3 separate regions of the Homo sapiens genome follow, and regions 2 and 3 are each linked to region 1. A link is a contact called in ENCODE Hi-C data. All regions are on one chromosome and are shown on one strand. Each heading gives the region's core, a stretch centred on a gene start or an enhancer-like site at or near the end of the contact. The rest is flanking DNA. Distances are from core to core; before and after follow the strand shown. Region 1 holds the start of PTPRK (protein tyrosine phosphatase receptor type K). Region 2 overlaps LAMA2 (laminin subunit alpha 2). Region 3 overlaps LAMA2 (laminin subunit alpha 2).

Region 1 (4,209 bases), core at 1,545-4,044:
GTTTTTGTTTATTGTTGTAAAATATACATAGCATAAACTTTATCATTTTAACAATTATTGAGTATGTAATTTGGTGGCATTGAGTCCATTCATGTTGTTAGGCAACTATTACCACCATCCCTCTCCAGAACAGTTTTATCTTTCTAAACTGAAACTCTGTATTGTCTTCTGATGATTTTACCCAACATTTGATCATAAGCATTTTTCCATCTTGCAATTTACTTTTTTCATAACTTTCATTTCTAGTGGCTATGAGATATTCTACCATATAATGCTTATGAATCTGCCTATTGTAGAATATTTATATTCTTTCTCTTTTGAAATGATAAACATATTAAATAACATTTTTCATATTTTGGATTATTTACTTGCAATAGCTTCTAGACTAAAGAATAGGAAGATTTTAGTGATTTTTAATGCAGGCTGATGATTTCTTTTCCTAAAAGTTTAACCAAATTTATACTTCTATTGATTCATGTATTCATTTATTCTTTCAAACAAACAAAAATCTACTAATTCCTAATATTTGCCACGCACTTAGCTATGTAGAAGACCCACCAGATTTCTACTCAAGTGATTTCAATCCATACTGGTCGCATTAGTTATGCACAAAAGGAATAATGTACTTACCTAAAAGTTTTATTGCATGCTTTTGATTTTTAGTGAGAAACCATCTGTGTTGGTTTGCTGATTTCTTTTGAGAATTTCCTTTCTTCTCTTTGCATCGCCTCCCCCACTTCTCACTTAAGTATGTGTCTTTGGGTAAGTTACTTAATCTATAACCTTGTTTTCTTATTTGTCAAATGGGAATAATTGTACCAAAGTCTTCACGGAATTGTTGACTGAACTCAATGAAACACTGAAAATCTTGATGTCTCAGTGTGACATTGTATACTCTAAGACAGTGCCTAGAACATTTGAAGAACTTTCTAAACATTACCTGCTATTATTATTACTTCCATGATAGAGAAATTAATAAAGTTTCATGAAATGAATCTTCTATCAGCTGTCCCCCAAAATGGGCAAGGTAAGAATTGTGTGCACTTTGTCCTGGCACTGTGTGAAAATATTTAAAGAAGTTTTTTGTTTGTGTGTTTAAACAAACAAATTACCACGTCATGAACTTCTTTTACATTTCTTACAAGAGTAGAACAGATGAATTAGTATACAGACAGTAGGGTTTTGTTTGTTTTTACTGGGAAAAATTGCTGCTAAATTTTAGGAAGTTCTGCTGTCCTCAAAAAGAAAAATATGTCCCTCAGTTTTTTGTTACCTGGGATCTAGGAATGTTCTCTAATTAAAGAAATGGAATGGTGATGGTGTGTTGAAAGGTATAGGTTAATGAGTTAAAAAAAAAAAATCTACATTGCACCCTAAGGAAGGATGAACTTAACTATGCTGAACTGAATTGACAAGGGTTGAGCTAGTCAGTGTGCTAATGAGCAGGCTACTATTCTCATAGAATTTTTAAAAGTCTTTTCTGCCTGATATGTATGTGTGTATAATATGTATTTATATATGTATATATTTGTGTGTATATTTATTACATTTTTGTTTCCACAGGCTCTGTCATAAGTCTGGTCATTAATAGCATATATTTGATTAAAAGAATATGTGGCTTGGTAAATTATGTGAATGTTATATTAAAATGAATTTCACATTGTCTTGATTTACAAAGGCTAAGATGTCTGAGAAACTGAGAGATGTCAATCAACAGACTATTGTTTTAGCAATTGTACATAACACATAAAAATTCTGAATCAAAGTTATTATGTTATTCAATTGTGACCATACCTATTTTTTGTGACATTTTACAAAAATGAATAAAGTATGCACCATACAGTCTTACCACAGAAGTAAGGCAGGGTGGCATATGGCGAAACCACTTCAAGCTGCTGAAGTAGTTAACTGTGAAATATTTTACTGTCATAATATAGCATTATTTTCTGCCAGATGAATCATTCCGAAGAAGCTGTTTTCATGGTCAGTGTAAAAGTCCTTTTGTTAAATACTTATGTCTTAACTACCTACTAGATATTAAAAAAAACAAAACCACACACACACCAGACCTAGGTGCAAGGAAGGGATAATAAGCCCTGATGCAGTTCTTAGGTGAGAACTGGAAAGGGGCCGGAGGGTTTCAGAGCAACAAGCAAAGTCAGTGAAGCAGAGTAAATCCAAATACTTGGCCAATGACAAATAAACCAGAAAGGAGACACGCCAGCTGTTCACGCTGGAAAGTTACTGATCGTTTATTCTGGTTCAAGTTTTATTTATTCTATGAATAAGGGACAAGTTTTCGATGGGGGTGGGGTGTCTTATTCCTTATTACAAGAATAAGGAACGGGGAGTTTTCAAGGCAGGCGGGTGTTTCCTCAGGGCGCTTCCACACTCCCCTTTCAATCAGCAACCGCTCGGGGGGACCTCCACCTTGGGACGGAACCCCAGGACGCCTCTCCTCGGACGGCGGGGGTTTCTCTGCGCGCGTCCTCGGTCGTCTGGTCGCACGGCTTACCGAACTCTCGCCTCTCAAATTCTGAGTTCTGGAACAGGGCAGCGAGCTGCGCCGGCTCCCCTTTCTCGCTCGCTCCCTCCGAGCAGCGGCTGGCGGCGGGGCCCAGGCTGCGAACAAAGGCGGCGCGGGGCGCGCGGCCGGGGCTGGCGCGCGTCTCTCCGGCAGGAGGCGGTGGCGGCGCCGCGCCCGAGCCCGCATTCCTCAGAAGCGCCCGGAGCCCGCGGGGCGACGTCACCCCCGGCTCCGCCCCCGTCCCTCCCCGAGCAAAGTAACTCTTGACTAACAGGAGCAGCCTCCGCCGAGCATGGAGAGCTGCCGCCGCGGCCGGCCGGCGACGCTGGCGACGCTTTCGCCCCTGAGGTAGTTTGGCGACCGCGAAGAAGGAAAAAGGGCGGGCGGGCGGCTGTCCTCTCACCGTCCTCACCCCGCGAGGCCCGGCCCGCTCCTCCGTCGTGGATTTCGCGGCGATCCCCCCGGCAGCTCTTTGCAAAGCTGCTTGAAACTTCTCCCAAACTCGGCATGGATACGACTGCGGCGGCGGCGCTGCCTGCTTTTGTGGCGCTCTTGCTCCTCTCTCCTTGGCCTCTCCTGGGATCGGCCCAAGGCCAGTTCTCCGCAGGTGAGTGGCCGGGGGGCGTCCCCGACGAACGCCTGGAGTCCTGGGCTCACGAGGGGTGAGCCAGGTCCCCGCTAGGGCTGGGGACAAGGATCGTGGGGAGCTCTCTCTGTCCGGGGGTGGGGAACACAGGGTAGAGGGAGGGCTGTCCCCAGAGTTCGTGCCAGGTGGGACGCGGGGCACCCATTGTTCCTCTCCGAAGCTTGCTCGGGGCTCAGGCTGGCACGGTCTAGCCGGAGAGTGTGGGGACCTGCTGGCTTCGGCGTCTCGCGTGGCCTGCGCCGGGCTAGTGGGGAAGAGAGAAAGAAAAAGTAGTTACGACTCCCGTGACGGCACTCTGTTGCTTGTGGTGCGGGTTTGTTGCTGTCTGCCACTTGGGTGTTTAAACAAATTCCCTGGGAAGCCATTGTCAGAAATGTGGAGATTCGAAGGGACTGACCTCGGCGCGCTTTGCCAGGTGCTTTTTGTCCCGGGAATAACCTCCCCTGACTATTGTCTAACTACTTCCCCGTCCCTCCCGGAGTCCCCTTTTCTCCTCCCCCAGCTCTGGGTTGCTCCCGGGCTTGCCCTGTGCGCTCGGGCACTGCTTGGAGCATGTTCTGTGTGTGTGTTGGCGGAGCCCTGTAAGATGTGTTGAAATGCGGTTCTAAGGACCCACTCTGAGCGTTCATGGGCATCGAGGTCTGGGCGCCTGGTGGAGGAAGCCTGACTCGCGCGTGGGAGCCCGCTCCTCGGGCAAAACCACCGCCAGGCTGGCCCCGCGCTCCCCGGATCCGGCCTGGGGCTCTGGCCCCGCGCTCCCCGGATCCGGCCTGGGGCTGGAAGCGGACTGTAAATGTCTGCCTTCTGCCGGAGAACCCAAAAGGAGACAAGTGGAGCGTCTCGCTGTAGCCCTGGGGGTTCTCGGTCAAGCCGCTCAGAGAAGTCCGTGAACCCTGGCTCTCCCGGTCCCGCCCTCTGTTCCCCTCCAGTTTTGTTATCCTTCGTGTAGGTTGGTTGCTTCTTTCGTTCTCTCCTCTGGGGGCTCTGAAGTTTCACCAGGTGGACGCTGGGGAGCGGGCTCCCGAGCACTTGTCTA
Region 2 (4,556 bases), core at 1,471-3,970, 850 kb before region 1:
AAAATGGATTATAGACCTAAGTGTAAAATGCAAAACTGTAACGCTCCTAGAAGATAGCATAGGAGAAAATCTAGATGACCGTGGATATGGCAATGAGTCTTTAGATACAACACCAAAGGCTCAACAAGGAGAAACCTAATTGATAAGCTGGGCTTCGTTACAATTAAAAACTTCTGCTCTGTGAAAGACACTTCTCAAGAGAACAAGACAAGCCACAGAGGGGAAGCAAATAATGGCAAAAGACATATCTGATAAAGGACTATTACCCAAAATATACAAAAAACTCTGAATTCGACAAGAAAACAACCCAATGAAAAAATGGAAAAAGACCTAAATAGACACCTTACCAAAGAAGATATACAGATGGCAAATAAGCATATGAAAAGATGCTCGACATCATATGTCATTAAGGAATTGCAAACTAAAACAAGAATGAGATACCATACACACTTATTAGAATGACAAAATCCAAACACTAAAAACACCAAATGCTATTGAGGATGTGGAGCAACAGAAACTCTCATTTATTGCCGGTGGGAATGCAAAATAGAAAAGACCATTTGGAATACATTTTGGTAATTTCTTTCAAAACTAAATATACTCTTACCATACCATCCAGCAATCATGCTCCTTTATATTCACCCAAATAGGTTGAAAACTTAAGTCCACACAAAAGTCTGCACAAAGATGTTTACAGCAACTTGATTCATGCTGCCAAAATTTGGAAGCAACCAAGATGTCCTTCAGTAGGGGAATGAATAAGTAAACAGTGATATGTCTAAACAATGAAATATTATTCAACACTACAAAGAAATGAGCTATAAAGTCATGAAAAAATATGGAGAAACCTTAAGTGTATATTACCAAGGGAAAGAAGCTAATATGAAAAAGTACCACACTGTATGATTCCAGCTATATATTCCAAAAAAGGCAAAACTATGGATGTAGTAAAAATATGAGTGGTTGCCAGGGGTCAAGGAAGAGGGAGGTATGAATAGGTGAAGCATAGAGGAGTTTTCGGGCAGTAAAACTTTTCTATATTTTACAACAACGGTGGACACATGTCATAATGCATTTTTCCAAACCCATAGAATGTACAATACCAAGAGGGAACCCTAATGTAAACTATGGACTTTGGGTGATGAGGAGGTGTCAACTTAGGTTTATCGACTATAATAAATGTACCATTCTGGTGGGGAAGGTTGTGGGGGCAGGGAGTAGATATGAGAACACTCTGAACTTTACACTCAATTTTTCTTTGAACTTTAAGCTGTTCTAAAAAATAAAGTCTGTTTAAAAAACATAGCATGAGACAATCTGCTGGAAAGGGTAAAGAGTATAGGTTGAGACATAATAAAGATCTGACACTCTTAATGAAATACTTCTTGTGGCCAGGTGCGGTGGCTCATGCCTGTAATCCCAGCATTTTGGGAGGCCAAGGCAGGCGAATCACAAGGTCAGGAGTTCAAGACCAGCCTGACGAACATGGTGAAACCCGTCTCTACTAAAAATACAAAAAAAATTAGCCAGGTGTGGTGGCACACACCTGTAATCCCAGCTACTTGGGAGGCTGAGGCAGGAAAATCACTTGAACCCGGGAGGCGGAGGTTGCAGTGAGCCAAGATCGCACCACTGCACTCCAGCCTCGGCGACAGAGCAAGACTCTGTCTCAAAAAAAAAAAAAAAAAGAAATACTTTTTGTGTCTCTAACGTCAGATCATTAGACTATACTAAGCCAATGAGGGCAAGGACTGCGCAGTTTTGCTCACACTTCTATCCCCAGTGTCATAATTCCTAGAACATGAGAGACTCCCAAAAAGTATTAGTTAAGTGAATGAATGAATGAAATGCCATTTATTACATGAAATTTTTTCTAATTACCCCTAAGCAGATGAAATTATTCTATTATTAAATATTTCTCCAGAATTTCTTCCGACTTTATTTTATTTCATGTTTTATTATATACCTGCATGCAGTTGTCTAATATGGTCCTCCATACACTTAAATGCTGATGTACACACACACACACACACACACACACACACACATCTCAAAGTTCTTTGAAGACAGATTGAGCCTCATTCATATTTTTCATCTGCCAACACGTAACTTAGGCTTTGTATGTTATGAACATTTATGTGTGCTTGTTAAATTGATTTATTCTACCATGACCTGTTAGAAAATTCTTATTTATAACAAATATGAATTATTTCATATTAAATTAATATGAGATAAATGCACTCAATTTAATCTAATGTCTACATACATTTGGCAAGAAACTCCGTGTTGTATCTGTACATTCTATATTGTTGCTATGAGATTCTGAAAAAGTGTTTAGTATGCTATTGTAACATCAGGGCCGTTGTTTAGCATTATGTGCTCAGAAGCCTATTTGATTTTCCTGTGGATATTTTCCTAAACCGACAGCAGGCTATGTAGAAAAAGTACTGGGCCAGTGGGAATCTTGAGACTGGGTCCAGCTTAAGTCCCTGAGTTTAGCAAATTGTATGGCCATTGTTAATTCGTTTCACTGTCATGGCCCGAGGCAGCTCTTCTTTAAAATACAAAGTGGACTCGATAATCCCCAGGAACCTTCTAGCTCCAATACTCTTTATCATTTAAAGCTCTTAGATAATCAAATTAAATCCGTACTTTGCAGCCCCGTTTCTAGCTTCATGCATATTTCTGGCCACAAGATGGCGGGCTTTATGTTGTTTTCTTCATTCTCTAACTGCAAAAAGTTTTTAATACCATCGCAGTTTTGAAAATTTAAAATTTCCAATTCTTTAAAAAGCCTGATAAATGCAACATGGACTTTACATTCTGACTTTAAAAAGTGTCTTAAGCACTTTGGAGTCTCACAATAGAGAAGATTTCCTCTTTTGTGTGGAAAGACTGATTTACACTGTATTTCTATACTAATGCAAAAATCCCACGATGAGATGAAAGAGACCACAAGCATTTTCATTTGTTTTTCTTTCTCTTTACACAATCAAAGATAGTGCTTTTGGAAATCAGAACAGATACAAACTTTACCACGGAGGCTACTGAATAAAGTTCTCAAAATACACTGTCATTCTGGACTTTTTAGCCATTGACAATTTCCAGGTATCCCCAATTTTTCTGCGTGCTACTGATTTCTATGATTTGATTTGAAGCAGAATTAGCAAGTCAGAATACATCTATTTTATATACCAAATTGGGAATTAGGAAGAAGGTGATTTGCATTTCAGAACTTTGAAGTAATTTTCCTTCATTGACATAATCTATCTGCTTTCAGAAGATTCATAATTTTGCCACCTTACCCTGGTCAGCAGCTCGTTCATTTCGGTCACGAGTGTATTCAGATTGCCCTCTGCCAGCTGAATAAGCCTCTCTGGGGCCCGCTGAGGTGACAGCAAGTGCTGAAAAAGATTCCATCCCATAAACATTTTTAGTAAATGGCCTTGCAGTGATAGTGTTCGACAGAACACATTTTTGTATATAAAAGGAACTTAGCCTTCTCACCTTCAAAGAAAAGATAAGGAAACTATTTCAACTGGGCACTTACACATTGAGTGTCATGCCAAATATTCAGGCAAATAATAAAAATTGCAGTGACTTATTGAGAAATTACTATGTGCCAGGCTTTTTATGTTTTGTTTTTTCATTTAATTTTCACAACAGCTCTATGGGGGGTAAGCATTATTCCATTTCATGAAAGAGCAAACTGTCTTGAAGACAGTTAAAAATGTGCACGAGATCACACAGTCAGTAAGGGGTAGAGTTAAGATAAACTCCTTGCCTGGCCCATTTAAGGCTCCCATTCCAATTAACAGAGACACAGATCACAGGTAAAAAAGAGAACGGCAGGCCTTAACATAGAGACCTGGCTAGGCGCTAACTAACTGGCCTGTCCTCGGTGTTGCTAGGAACTGGCCTAACAGCAGGGCCATATTTTTTTCCTATGGAACATAAATAATCTCATAGGACACTAAATTAGACAAGGTCACTCTGAACCAGTGATGAATGAAACAGAAAAAAAGAGACTACCCTGTAATGTCTAAGCGCAGACAAAACCATAGCGGGTTTTGTGTAGACCACAAAACTACCCCAACCTCCCATTTCCTGGCTAATATGAATGAACACTGCCTCCTTATTAATCATAGCTTTATCCTCCCTCTGTTCTTCCTTCCCTCTAGATAGGATTCACAAAATACTCACAGAATTACTCCCACTTCTGAATAGCACCCAGTTGAGTGCTAACCTTAAGTTATCTAGCACAGCCTCAAATACTAGAAGTTATTCCTAACACCTTCTTATTGAGACAGCCCACAATTCCCCCATGGTGTTCAGTGCCCCTTGTTGCAACAAGTTAATAAATCCCACTTTGTTCCATCACATGTGTGTCCTTGATGGTCTTTGGCTGAAGCTTGGGGAGCACTGACATAGTTAAAGAAATTGAGCAAAGAGGTGAAATAACTTAAGTTTTTATAATACCAGAAGGTGATCCTCAGTATACAAATGTCAAGTGAATGATGGAAGAAGAACAAAATAAAAAATCAAGAAAGACTAGA
Region 3 (4,600 bases), core at 1,491-3,990, 970 kb before region 1:
GAAATAGATTGGACAGGTAGCTTTCCCAAATTCACACAGATGGTCGGTTACAGTGCTGGGATTTGAATACCAGCAGTCTGACTTGAGCCCATGCTCTAATCAAGGCTATATGACCTCCAATACTATAAAATAGTTGTGTGTCTCTGTGTGTATATATACTTAACATAAAATCATATTAGACATACACATTTATATGATGTTTAGATACAGTTTTTATTTATTTATTTATTTTTATTTTTTGGAGATGGAGTCTCGCTCTGTTGCCCAGGCTGGAGTACAGTGGCGTGATCTCGGCTCACTGCAACCTCCGCCTCCTGGGTTCAAGCGATTCTCCTGCCTCAGCCTACTGAGTAGCTGGGACTACAGGTGCACACCGCCATGCCAGGCTATTTTTTTGTATTTTAGAAGAGACGGGGTTTCACCGTGGTTGCCCAGGCTGGTCTCGAACTCCTGAGCTCAGGCAATCTGCCTGCCTTGGCCTCCCAAAGTGCTAGGATTACAGGCGTGAGCCACCGCGCCTGGCCTAGAAACAGTTTTAGTGGTGTATTACTAGTTTCTAAAAACAGGACACCAAATTGTATACAAGGTAGGACATCTACTATGCAGATAAAAGGGCCTGGAAACCAACATGGTTGCCTCTGTCATGGTATTATAAGTGTCTTTTATTCATGATTCTGGATATTTCTGTGTTTTCCAACATTTCAACTGAAAATGTACTGTTTTGTAAACAAAATTGAAGATGGAAATATAGGTAAGTCATTCAATGAAGATGTAAGAATAGGTTTAGATAGGTTATATTTCTTTCAATTCTAATATCAGAGTGTACTAGATATCCTGAATAATCTTCCTTCTGAAATGACTCAGAATACTGGGTAAAAATTAGAAAGCAATGGGGATAATATAAACACTTACATGTGTCAGAACTGGGGTGGGCGTAGGAAAGGCTGGGGTGGGAACTGGCTCAGGCTGGATAACTATTTCAGCTGGAGCTGCTCCATCTTCATCTTCACGGAGTTTCTGATGGGCACAGCGACCAATGTCAGCATTTTTGAAGGACACAGGCCTTGCAAAGTCCATGGGGCTAATAGAATGTAATAAATAAGATTTTTTTATTTTCGTTTTTTTGCTTCCTTACAATTAAGCCCAATCCCCGCATGCCTTTTTAAGTCCATTAGTGTGCTTTTCTCAGTCTAAGTTGAAGATCCTCATTGTTTCCCTCCTCCCCTGCATAGCTGTAGACAATGTAGATGCATTGGGACCCCTAATAGCAAGAAATAAAAATAAAAAATTAGTAGTAGTAATGAGGAGATCCACTTACACAGAGTTAATAACAAGATTCCATATGCAGCCTTCAAAAGGAGGAATATTTCTGAGTGGGGAAGGTTGAAATTCAGGTGGAGCACCCCCAACGAAAAGCTTTTTAACTTCGATAGGCTGTTCAACTGTCAGGTTTTGCATGTATCTTCTGTTTTCATCCACTTGAACTGTAAAGATGCTGATAAAATATTAAAAATAAACAAGTATAAGTCACATCTGATTCAATACAGTTGGAAATCAAATTCTTTCCTGCCACCCTTCACCCCTCTCAACCATAGCTTTTAAGGGAGCCAAAATTGGATGCTTAGGAATTCTACACTAAGCAAACGCTGTTCTCAGGATCTCGTTCCATGACTCCCTCGTTCACTCTTCCTGAAAGTTTACTGAAACCAGGTCATGGCGCACTGCAACATTAGCCTCTTGTAGAGCTGACAACAGCGCTGTGCAGCCCAACACATGAGCCTGTGAGAACTGAGGCTTCTGCAGTGTGCAGTAATGTCTAACCGTATAAGGGTTGGCAGGTTTAGCAAAGCATGGGGTCTTCCTTGGGTTGTGCTGGCTATTATCTTCTTGCTAGGGAACAAACCATGCTCCTGAGAGCTTAGATTGCAGGAATCAACAGCAAACACTTAAAGCACCTTTTATAAAGAATGTAGCTGATGGCTTTTGAATAGAAGAGGCAGGCAAGGACACCCTGCTAATTGTTCCTTGCAATGATTTTCCTTAGTGGCTGTTTCATTAATTTTCCTAATTTGCTTATGAGAGAGAACTCACACACTGCTAATTGAGAACCTCATGCTACTTATTTACAACAATCCTTGGATCCCTGGGCCAAGAATCAGAAGGAGACAAAGAGTTCTGATGAAAATGACCAAAGGCATTTTCTCTTTTGTTCCGGAAGCAAGTTTTGAGTTTCGGTCTTAACAGTCATCATGGTGCTATTAGTCATAAGCATTAGTCACTAGCCTGGGGATCATGAATGGATTACTGAAAACTTACTTCATATCTGGAGAGAAAACCGGAGTACTTGGATGGAAACCTCAGTCCTAAAGTACCCTCTTACTTGACTTTATAAAGAAGTAAAACCACATGTAGAACTGGAAAAAACAATAAGCCAGGGTAAAGATGCTCTGAATTGGCACTTTACAAGTAAGATAATTCAAAAGTAAGAGAAAGGGACAAAAAATGGATTTCGCTGTGGCTCAAAAACGTCACTGTTAAGGGGGTGAAGAAGGGACCGGTAAAATTTAGTTTCAAAGAGAAAATAGGGGGAAATGACATACTTTTGAGGTTTCTTTCTTTACCAAACTATGGAAAAATGTGTTGGCAAAACCCAGGAGGTTCAGCTTCCTTGCTAAGAGTGTCGGTGGTTTCCTGAGACGAGAATTTCAGAAAACCACTCACTTCCGGGTATGTGTGACTCACTGAGAAGCCCCTCCCCTACACTCTTTTTCCCCTTTAGCTGAAAGCAGCCTCTTCTTAGCAACATGATATCACAGGGCTTCTAAGGTTTTAATGAAGGATATAAGCCTCTGTTAAAGATTGTCCAAGGAGAGTAAATCTCTGTTCTTGATTAGAATTTTAAAAAGCTAGAGGCCTTCCTCTTTCTGGTGTAGCCTCTCTCTGTAGTGTGGTTCTGCCACAAGGACCATCATAGTGACCCTTATTTTTTTTAAACCAATTCACAGGGTGGTGATGGAGAATGAGTGTGGGCTTTCAGGAGGAACATACTGGAATTAAGTACTAGTGTGGAAGCTTACTAGCTGTGTGACCTTGGGCAAGTTATTTAATCATGCTCAGGTCCATTTCATTCATTTATAAGATGGAGATAAAAATACCTACTTCAAACAGCGGAAAATATTAATTAAGGGATTGCCCTGAGGCTGTATTACTTAAAAAGGGCATTGCTAGAAAACTACAGCTAAATCCTGCTCCTATTTTACCTTTTAGGAACATCAAATCTAGATCATTTCTTTAGTTTTTATTGAGAAGGACATTGCCAATATGTCCATTATGATTCTGGTGTGTTTTCCATTTTTAAAAAGTATTTATTTAACAGCTTTTTACTGAGGCCTGCTATGTGCAAAAAGGTACATTAAACTTTGTATTACTTTAGTATTGTAATAGGTCAGCTTTATTTTTTTTTTTTACAGTTTCAGTGGCTGATTCTTAGAGTTTCATAATTACTTGATTACTTATACCCTATTTCTTATTTGTTTGGAATGTGGGTTTAAGATTTTTTTTAAAACCATATCAGTTGGATTGCATACGTGGAAGAAGATATTAAGAGAAATGTGTCCTAATGTTTGTAATTTACATAATAAATAGAATCTAATCTTTTTTCTGTTTGAACATACTTTGGATGTTAAGAAAGAAAATATTTAGGGTTCAGTGTTAAAATCTTTATCTCATTCTGGAAACCCCAAATGACTCCTAAAATATCTCACCCTACTTCCTGACCTTTAGCCTATTTCTGTACCTGTGTGAAGAAAGCTTTCCCAGAAGAAAAACTCAGTTCAGTTGCTTGTCCTATTTGCTTAAGTAACTACTTCAGGCTCTTAGGGTTTGATGTTTTTGTCCAGTAAGAACTGCTGGCCACCAAGGCGGATGCCAGGAGAAGGATCAGAGGACAAAGCAGATATAGGAGGCAGAGGTCACTGGAGTGCCAAGAAATTAGATACCAAAGTGACTAAAGGGAGATTTTTCCAGATGAAGGGGTGGAAGGGAGAGAGAATGAGGGAGGAGGAGTAAAGAGAGGCAGAGGACAAGGGAGAAGGAGCTTCTTGAGAAGCTTGGCCCCCAGTTTGGTGAAAATCCAATTATTTTGTGAGGCGGTATTAAAGCTATCATTTTGTCCAGGATTTTAGGAAAAGAAATGATGACTGACATGCATAGTCTGAAAATCTGAAAAGTGTTGGGATAATGCAAATATCTCCAAATTAATAATCATACATCATAATCAACATTTAGTAATATAAACCTTTATGGTCACACAAAAATGTAAGAATAATCTATTGGCTGTGCATAGATGGAGGTATTTAAGTCAAATATATCATCTCATTTAATACCTGGTCCTGTTATTTGTAGTACATGATTTTGGGCAGGTTAGTTAATATTTTCTCATCTGTGATGAAAGGATGTTATTACAGATCTCACATACATTCAGAACAATGAAAACAAATCATCTTTGTCTAGTATGTGACACAAATCATGCCATAGAATAGGCATATAAAGCATTAAAAATTTTTTCTGGGTGAAGTTCTCATGGTCACTTGCGATCTCT

The links. A loop is a pair of places that touch in the nucleus more often than their neighbours do. Pooled maps may share reads with other maps.
Region 2: a map of IMR-90 shows a loop between it and region 1 (13-fold over the local background). The contact joins the enhancer-like site here to the promoter of PTPRK in region 1. A Hi-C loop is called at or near these places in 2 of 168 maps with a recorded cell type or tissue (IMR-90 and mammary epithelial cell) and 7 of 50 pooled maps.
Region 3: a map of PC-9 shows a loop between it and region 1 (7-fold over the local background). The contact joins the enhancer-like site here to the promoter of PTPRK in region 1. A Hi-C loop is called at or near these places in 3 of 168 maps with a recorded cell type or tissue (CD4-positive, alpha-beta T cell, PC-9 and naive thymus-derived CD4-positive, alpha-beta T cell), 2 of 37 single-sample maps with no recorded cell type and 11 of 50 pooled maps.

Annotation. Positions count from the first base shown.
Region 1 is chr6:128,519,184-128,523,392 of GRCh38, reverse strand. It overlaps PTPRK (protein tyrosine phosphatase receptor type K), which reads left to right and starts at 2,794. Exons shown (of 30, transcript NM_002844.4): 1 at 2,794-3,134. The coding sequence starts at 3,035. RefSeq lists enhancers at 2,432-3,026, 3,027-3,620.
Region 2 is chr6:129,368,740-129,373,295 of GRCh38, reverse strand. It overlaps LAMA2 (laminin subunit alpha 2), which reads right to left. Exons shown (of 65, transcript NM_000426.4): 34 at 3,306-3,404. Among named protein-coding and RNA genes, the nearest start is that of ARHGAP18, 340 kb to the left of the region's middle. RefSeq lists an enhancer at 2,296-2,805. Within about 2 kb of position 2,720, at least 4 of the 41 ENCODE cell types and tissues checked have a DNase peak (open chromatin) inside an H3K27ac peak, as active enhancers do.
Region 3 is chr6:129,488,796-129,493,395 of GRCh38, reverse strand. It overlaps LAMA2 (laminin subunit alpha 2), which reads right to left. Exons shown (of 65, transcript NM_000426.4): 57 at 1,319-1,495; 58 at 913-1,081. It overlaps LOC102723409 (a long non-coding RNA gene), which reads left to right. Exons shown (of 8, transcript XR_001743860.2): 8 at 1-914. Among named protein-coding and RNA genes, the nearest start is that of ARHGAP18, 220 kb to the left of the region's middle. RefSeq lists an enhancer at 1,625-2,824. Within about 2 kb of position 2,740, at least 21 of the 41 ENCODE cell types and tissues checked have a DNase peak (open chromatin) inside an H3K27ac peak, as active enhancers do; they include CD4-positive, alpha-beta T cell and PC-9, where a contact is called at or near this core.